2 separate regions of the Homo sapiens genome follow, and region 2 is linked to region 1. Evidence: read pairs that join two places in POLR2A ChIA-PET (ENCODE). Cell type or tissue: HepG2. All regions are shown on one strand. Each heading gives the region's core, and the rest is flanking DNA. Links, peaks and the distances in the headings are about the cores only.

Region 1 (4,393 bases), core at 156-4,155:
ACCAATGACTGTGATTCTTTAACAAGAATTCTGTTTATTGAGGGTTCCACTGATGCCAGCATTTCTACAGCCTTCTCCATGCCAGGACCTCAAAGCCCAGGCAAGGAATTCTATTCAGCCCACCTTTCAGTGGGTGACCCTTTCTCCTATAGACCAATTCCTATACCCTGCTGGCATGGATTCCTTTTTCTTTTTTTTCTTTCTCTTTCTTTCTTATTAATAGACTTATGTGGTTATCTGCATGAGAAATGAAGTGCTTATGTTAACATTTTCTGAATTGGGAGGGGATGGTTACTGTTCCCCTCCATGGGCCTTTGTCTCTAAGAGATGAGCACTTCCTTAGTACCGCTCCCGCTGATGTTTCCCTGGGGGCCCAGGATGGATACAGCCTTAGGTTCCGTGTCCTGTTGCTGTTACTGATGGCCGCAACTAATGACGGATGGCCACCTCTCCCGCCCTAGTCTGTTTCATTCCTTTGGCTTCAGGGAGGGGAAGAGTTGCCTTCTTCGCAACTCCTTGTACGTAGGAACAAGAAGCCAAAGTAGTGGGCCCAGGAGGGAGGAGAGCCAGGCTTCTGGAGACGGGAACCAGGCCTTCTGAACCCACGGGGGCTCCACAGCTGTTGCTTCTGAATGCTCAGGCATCTGATCTGCCGTTGTTATCTGATAGGTTCATTTGCCCGATGTGCCGCGAGCCAGTATACTGAGACATCTGGAACCGCAGCAGAGAAAGAGTTTAAATCATAGGGCAGCCACATGAGAAGTTGGGGGGAAACCTCAAATCTGCCTCCTGAGGAGTTTGGGTTCAGGGATTTTAAGGGGTTTGGAGTGGGCCAAGCTGTGGGGATCATTGACTGGTCGAAGGGTGCAGGGTGAAGTTAGAGTGGGGGAACCTTTCAGGTGGAAGATAAGATGAGCACAGGCAGAGGCGGGGTAGCCAGTACTGGTTTCTTGTTCGTAAATGTTTCTGTAGCACTTACCAGGTGGTAGACTGTTTTGGATGCTGAGATCCAGCAGTGGACAAAACTAAGCCATGCCCACATGCAGCTTCCATTCTAGTGGTTGCTGGGGGAGACAGACAATAAACGGATGGGCAGAATTCTGTTCTGATGGTAAATATGTGGACAGGCAGGAAAGCAAGTGAGCAGGTGGGGCTGATCTGAAAAGGCCTTGTCAATCGGCAGGTATTTGATCAGGGAACAGGAGGAAAGGGGGAACAAGTCACGTGGGCATCTAGGGGAGAAGCAGTCCTGGTCGGGAACCGCAAATGAAAAGGTCCTGATGTAGGACCAGGCCTGGAGCGTTCCAAGATCAGCAAGGAGGCGGGAACAGAGTGAGACGGCTCCTGGATGCCACATGGAAGATGGACTTTGGGAAGCAAGGGCCCTGGGAAACCAGCTAGGAGGCCAGGACAATCATCCAGGCAAAAGAATGATCATGAGCCAGGTGTGATGGCTCACACCTGTAATCCCAGCACTTTGGGAGGCCGAGGTGAGCAGATCACTTAAGTCCAGGAGTTTGAGACCAGCCTGGGAAACATAGCGAAATCCTGTCTCTAAAAAAATTAGCTGGTCATGGTGGCATGCAATTAACTACTCAGGAGGCTGAGATGGGAGGATCGCTTAAGCTCTGGAAGAGGAGGTTGCAGATAGCTTGAGCTCTGGAGGCGGAGCTGAGATTGCACTACTGCACTCCAGCCTGGGCAACAGAGTGAGACCCTGTGTCAAGAAAGAGAACAATAGTAGCTTGGACAAGAGTAGAAGCGATGAATGTGATGAGAAAAAAACAGAGAAGTGTTTGGATCCTGAGTGTATTTTACAGATGGAGGCAGCAGGCTTTGCTGATGGATTGGATGTAGGCTAAGTCAGGAGCCAAGAATGGCCTGCAAGGTTTTTGGCCAGGCACTAGAAGGTTGGAGTTGGTACCTATGGAGATGGGGAAGACTTCAGAGGAGCAGTCTGGGTAGGCAGGATGCAATCAAGACTTTTGTTTTGGAAACACAACTTTGGAGATTCCTACCACACATCTATAGGACTTGGAATTGGCAGTTGGCTATGAGAGTCTGGAGGTGAGAGAAGTGGTGGCTGCAGATAGTAACTCGGGAGGCATCAGAGTACAAATGTTATTCAAAACTAGGAGGCTGGATGAAATCACCCGGAAAGGGAGTGTAGGTAGAGACGGGGTCCAAGGACCAGGCCATGGGGTCCTCTAACACAAAGAGGGTGGGGGCTGGAGGAGGAACCAGCAGAGGAGACTGAAAAGGAACGGCCAAGGAAGTAGGTGAGAACCAAGGAGTGGCATCTAAAGATCCAAAGGAGTAAAAACAGGAGTTCTAAAGATCTGGAGGGGGCCCGCTGTGTCAAATTACGTTGATGAGCCCAGCAGACAGTTCTTGAAACTGACCATTGGATTTAGCAACATGGAGGTCAACTTGTGACCTTGATAAGATACGAGTAGAACAAAAGCAAGCTTTTATGCTGCCTCTCTAGACCCAGTGCCCAGAAAGGGAAGGATCTCTCAGACTGGGGCTCATGGTAGCAAAACTGGGTGGCACTGGCTGGGCAGCCTTCAGGTTCTGTAGACCTCAGCAGCTCAGCGGAGGCCTGTCCCTTCTACCGTAAGTTTCAGCAGCTGCAGGACCTGGGGACCTGTCCTCTGTCTCCAGTGTTTGCAGAGAGGTGCCTCCAGGCCCCTGGTCTCGGGGGCCAACGGAATCTAGTTCTAGTCTTTTTTTTTTTTTTTTTTTTTTTGAGGCGGAGTCTCAGTCTGTCACTCAGGCTGGAGTGCAGTGGTGTGATCTCAGCTCACTGCAACCTCCGCCTCCTGGGTTCAAACAATTCTCCTGCCTCAGCCTTCCGATTAGCTGGAATTACAGGCATGCGCTAGCATGCCCTGCTACTTTTTTTGTATTTTTAGTGGAGACGGGGTTTCACCATGTTAGCCAGGCTGGTCTCGAACTCCTGACCTCAAATAATCCGCCCGCCTCAGCCTCCCAAAGTGCCGGGATTACAGGTGTGAGTTGCCGTGCCCAGCCACTAGTTCTAGTGTTATCGTGAGCTGCCAGGTTTTCAGCACCAGCTGTCCAGCACAAGTGACCCATCAGACTTTTCAGAAGATTTTGCTAAGACTCAGTCACACTATTGCACTTCAAATGTCTTCCACGTGCTCATATTCAGATTGCTGTATTATAATCAAAGCACATCGGCCAGCTTTATATTGAAAGACCTTCTTCAGCCTTCAACTAGTTCAAAGGATGATGTGGTGACCAAAGAAGTCTGCATACTATGTTGCATTTGCTTGGGGATCCCAGACCACCAATGTGAATTGTCACGGAGACCCCTACCAATACCTACTGTGCTTCATGAATGAACGGCATTCAAGATCCCTAGAGTAAGCACAGCAGATGGACGGCGGTGTTATGGGGCTTTCTCGTGAGGCCCGTCCACGTAACCAGTGACAGCGAGCCTATGAGGGGTGCAGCCAGGCTTGCAGCTTTCTGAGGCTCCGGCTTAATGCAGCAGAGACTTTAGAGCTGTATTGTCCAATACAGTAGCCACTAGCCAGGTGGGTGAATACAACGAGGAAATGAATTTTAAATTTTAATTAATTCAAATAGTCACATGTAGTTAGTGGCTATCCTATTGGACATTGACTGGCAGCCTTGGGGTAAGCTGGTGCTCCCAGGGTTCTTTAGGTGGGGGGATCCTTGGACAGGGAAAACGCCCTTCCCACAGTCCTTAGAAGTGGAGCTTCAGGTCAGTTTGGTCATTAAAAGGAAATTGGGGCTGCACACAGTGGCTTATGCCTGTAATCCCAGGACTTTGGGAGGCCAAGGTGGGTGGATCACCTGAGGTCAGGAGTTCGAGACCAGCCTGGCCAACGTGGTGAAACCCCATCTCTACTAAAAATTAAAAAAAAAAAAAGAGCTGGGTGTGGTGGCATGCGCCTGTAATCTCAGGTACTCGGGAGGCTGAGGCAGCAGAATCACTTGAACCTGGGAGGCGGAGGTTGCAGTGAGCCGAGATCGTGCTACTGCACTCCAGCCCGGGCAACAGTGTGTGACTCTGTCTCAAAAAAACAAAAAAAAAACACAAAAATTAGCTGGGCCTGGTGGCAGGCACCTGTAATCCCAGCTACTCAGGAAGCTGAGGCAGGAGAATCGCTTGAACCCAGGAAGTGGAGGTTGTAGTGAGCAGCTGACCTCCAGCCTGGGTGACAGAGTGACACTCTGTCTCAAAGAAATTAAAAAAATAAAAAAAAAAAGTAAAGGAGAACTGGGCCCGTTTTGACCTCAAGCTGGAGAAATGGGACATACCTGTTAGATGTATTTGTGAAACATGCAGGCAGCAAACAGACCTGGATGCATCTCACTTCTCTGGGCTTGAGGTCAGGGG
Region 2 (4,393 bases), core at 300-4,299, 380 kb after region 1:
GAAAGAGCAAGACCTCTTGTTGGTCTGGCTTCAAATCTCTAATGAGGTTGATGTAATGGCCTGTGAGGAGTAACTAAAAATATTTGGCTATCTGCCTAAGCAGCCCTACATTCTGACATTTTTCAGTATAGTCCCTGGGACTGGGTGGGGGGCGGCGGAACTGCAAAGTATTTTTCAAATTTAAGGATAAAGCTGGATGTGGTGGCTCACAACTGTAATCCTAGTGCTTTGGGAGGTCGAGGCAGGAGGCTCCCTTGAGACCAGGAGTTTGAGACCAGCCTGGGCAACGTAACAAGACCCCCGTCTCTGCAAAAAAAATTAAAAATTAGCCAGGCGTGGTAGCACGTGCCTGTAGCCCAAGCTACTCAGAAGGCTGAGGCGGGAGGATTGTTTGAGCCTAGGAGGTCAAGGCTGCAGTGAGCCAATATTGTGCCATTGCTTTCCAGCCTGGGAGACAGAGTGAGACCCTGTCTCAACAACAACAAAATGTAAGGATAAGAGAACCCCATAAGGTACAGTTAGGGAAAGATATCTTGTGATAAATAAGATTTGCCATGTGGAAAACTGACCCACCATCAGTGATAACTGCTATGGCATTTTGGTAAGATGCTGATGCTAATTTTGGTAACAGGAGTGTCATCTTTGAGGAATATGATTATGTGTGATTATATTAGCAGAGCAAAGCTGAAGTCTAGTCACATTGTACTCTCATATTGTAGCCTGAAGCAAGAATATGATGACAGCAGGGGAGTGATGAACTTGGAGGCTAGAGAAGAGGGAAGCAGAGGCTTCTACTGCCTCGGCTGCATTGATACTGGCTTGCAAACTCCCGGAGGAAGAGGCCCATCATCTGCTTTGGTCACTTCAGTGCACCTTGCTTGCGAAGAGTACAGTAGGCATTCATTTGTTAAATGAATGAATAATATTAACGTATGGTATTATTGAGGTAGAGATAAGGGAGATTTGGCTTAATCGCTTGACCCCAAGGCATACTTAGGAAGTTATTATTATTATTATTATTTTTTGAGATGGAGTCTCCCTCTGTCACCAAGCTGGACGATCTCAGCTCACTGCAACCTCCGCCTCCTGGGCTGAAGCAATTCTGCTGTCTCAGCCTCCCAAGGAGCTGGGGTTACAGGCGATCACCACCACACCTGGCTAAATTTTGTATTTTTAGTAGAGATGGGTTTTGCCATGTTGTCCAGGCAGGTCTTGAACTCCTGACCTCCGGTGATCTGCCCACCTCTGCCTCCCAAAGTGCTGGGGGATTATAGGTGTGAGCCACCGTGCCTGGCCAAAAAATTATTGATAATAACAATTTTATACCTCAAATATAGTGTAGAAAAAACATTTTAGAGCTTAGTTATTTGAATAATCAAAAATAAGTTTGTTGGCCGGGTGCAGTGGCTCATGCCTGTAATCCCAGCACTTTGGGAGGCCAACACGGGCGGATTGCCTGAGGTCAGAAGTTTGAGACCAGCCTGGCCAACATGGTGAAACCCCATTTCTACTAAAAGTACAAAAATTAGCTGGGCATGGTGGCGAATGCCTGTAATCTCAGCTACTTGGGAGGCTGAGACAGGAGAATCTCTTGAACCCGGGAGGCAGAGGTTGCAGTGAGCTGAAATCGCGCCATTGCACTCCAGCCTGGAAAACAAGTGTGAAATTCCGTCTCAAAAAAAAAAAAAAAAAAAAAAAAGAAGGTTGTTTTGTTTTGTGATGGAGTCTCGCTCCTGTTGCCCAAGCTGGAGTGCAACCGCGCGATCTTGGCTCACTGCAACTTTTGCCTCCCAGATTCGAGCAATTCTCCTGCCTCAGCCTTCTGAGTAGCTGGGACTACAGGCACACACCACCATGCCTGACTAATTTTTGTTTTTGTTTTTTTTTTTTTTTTGAGACGGATTCTCACTCTTATCGCCCAGGGTAGAGCGCAGTGGTGCAATCTCTGCTCACTGCAACCTCCGCCTCCGGGATTCAAGTGATTCTCCTGCCTCAGCCTCTCAAGTAGCTGGGACTACAGGCGCCTGCCACCATGCCTGGCTAATTTTTGTATTTTTAGTAGAGGTGAGGTTTCACCATGTTGACCAGGCTGGTCTGGAACTCCTCACCTCAAGTGATCCACCTGCCTCAGCCTCCCAAAGTGCTGGGATTATAGGCGAGAGCCACTGCACCTGGCTTAATTTTTGTATTTTTAGTAGAGATGGGGTTTCACCATATTGGCTAGGTTGTTCTGGAACTCTTGACCTCAGACAATCCGCCCACCTCGGATTCCTAAAGTGCTGGGATTAGAGATGTGAGCTGTTGCGCCTGGCCCCCCAAAATGAGTTTATTTTAATCCTAGTAAGTTTAAACTATGTATTCAAAATTATTTAATAGCTGGGTATGGTGGCGGGCATCTGTAATCCTAGCTACTCGGGATCCGGGACAATCGCTTGAACCTGGGAGGCCGAGGTTGCGGTGAGCCGAAATCACGCCACTGCACTCCAGCCTGGGTGACAGAGCAAGACTCTGTCTCAAAAAAAAAAAAAAAAAAAACCAAAAACAAAACAAAACAAAAAAAATCATTTGAAAAAGTAAAGTTTAATAAATATAGTACTCTTTCTCTATAATTTTGCCGTGTGTTAGATAGGATTAGATTCAGCAGTGAGTGGTAGAAACCAAAAATAACAATGGCTTAAACAAGATAGAAGTTTCCTTTCTTTCATGTATCTCATAGACAGTCCTGAACCAGTATGCTACCTTCATGCTCATTAGGGGACCCAGCCTTCAACATGTAACTCTTTCCTTTTTGTCAGAGGTGGCTTCTCCACTTTCTCACATCAGTTCTGCATTCTCACCAGCAGGAAGGAGGAAAAGGCAAAAGCTGGGCACACTCCCTTCTTGTGAAGATACTTTCCAGAAATTGTACATATCGCTTCTGCTGTGTCCCTTCGATTATAACGGAATCACAAGGTCACACATAACTGCAAGAGAAGCTAGAAAGTATATTCTGTGCTGGAAATTACTATGTGCCTAGTCAAAAATCAGGGGTTCTCTTACTCTGGAGGAAGGGAAGAATCAGTATTGCACTACATCTGGCAGTTTGTGCCATAAATACCAGTAGAATGGCTAATGTAGTATTAACACATTTGATAATTTGACAGTATTATTGTAATCCTTCAGTATTATTTGTAAGAATAACCCCCCACCTCCAGTTCAGTATCCAGTATAGAATTTTCACTGAAATTTGTCTTGATCTAACGATGGCTTCAGATTTTTATTGCTGGGTAAATTTTCTAACAAGATGAACTGCCTTCTGATTTGAACATTCTGATCTTGGTAGCATAATCTGCCATGTGTACATATATATATTTTATGTGATTCATTATTGTAGGAATAATTACTGAAATTTCCTAAGTTGTTATACACTTAGGATTATACACATATGATTAAAGACCTTGTTGAGACTTAATTTTTAACATCTATAAACTGGAAAAATGTGCAGACATCTTGTTTCTATTAATATATTGAGAAAAGTTTTCATTAATATTAATATTTCTTAGGAAATCTAGCTTTATAAAACATCTACATGTTTCTTTCATATTTTGGTTGGAATGGTTTAGCACCTTTGTTTGCATAGCTTAGTGAGAATTTAGTCTTTGTGGAATCCTTAAACACTTTTGACGCTACAGAAACTTTAGTTGGCTGGGCACAGTGGCACATGCCTGTAATCCCAGCACTTTGTGGGGCTGAGGCAGGCAGATCACTTGAGCCCAAGAGTTTGAGACCAGCCTGGACAACATGGCAAAACCCAGTCTCTAAAAAAAAAAAACAAAAAACCAGGCATGGTGGTGTGCACCTGTAGTCTCAGCTACTCGCGATGCTGAGGGGGGAGAATTGATTTAGCTTGGGAGGTCAAGGCTGCATTGCACTTCAGTCTGGGCAACAGAGTGAGACTCTGTCTCAAAAAAACAGAAAACCAGACCAACCTTCCCCTTCAAAACTTTAGTAACTTGGGATTATATGTAGCCTTGGAATATTTATTCTGTGATGGTCGATAATGAACAGTGACTTCTTTTTTTTTATTTTTATTTTTGAGACAGAGTCTCACTCTGTCCCCAGGCTGGAGTGCAGTGGCACAATCTTGGCTCACTGCAACCTTCACCTCCCGGGTTCAAGCGATTCTCCTGCCTCAGCCTCCCGAGTAGCTGGGACCTTACAGGCATGTGCCACCATGCCCAGCTGATTTTTGTATTTTTAGTAGAGATGGGGTTCCACCATGTTGGCCAGGATGGTCTTGATCTCGTGATCCTCCCGCCTCGGCCTCTCAGAGTGCTGGGATTACAGGCGTTAAGTCATTGCACCTGGCCGAACAGTGACTTCTTTTCACAGCTCAGATAGTTTTATACAGTTT

The links. ChIA-PET counts read pairs that join two places held together with the same protein. Peaks named below come from ENCODE experiments on the same cell type or tissue, not always from the same donor. Only the 100,000 strongest peaks of a DNase experiment are listed, where the experiment ranks them.
Region 2: POLR2A ChIA-PET joins it to region 1 with 5 read pairs; 2 of 35 experiments call an interaction of 5 or more read pairs at or near these places.

Annotation. Positions count from the first base shown.
Region 1 is chr1:9,187,711-9,192,103 of GRCh38, reverse strand. LNCTAM34A (long non coding transcriptional activator of miR34a) reads right to left here. Exons shown (of 3, transcript NR_132738.1): 3 at 18-711. Among named protein-coding and RNA genes, the nearest start is that of MIR34AHG, 7.6 kb to the right of the region's middle. In HepG2, for the core only: no CTCF peak of the experiment used is centred there; DNase peaks (open chromatin) are centred at 2,453 and 2,703; H3K4me3 peaks cover 632 bases.
Region 2 is chr1:8,803,151-8,807,543 of GRCh38, reverse strand. All of the region lies in intron 1 of RERE (arginine-glutamic acid dipeptide repeats), which reads left to right. Among named protein-coding and RNA genes, the nearest start is that of RERE, 12 kb to the left of the region's middle. In HepG2, for the core only: no CTCF peak of the experiment used is centred there; no DNase peak of the experiment used is centred there.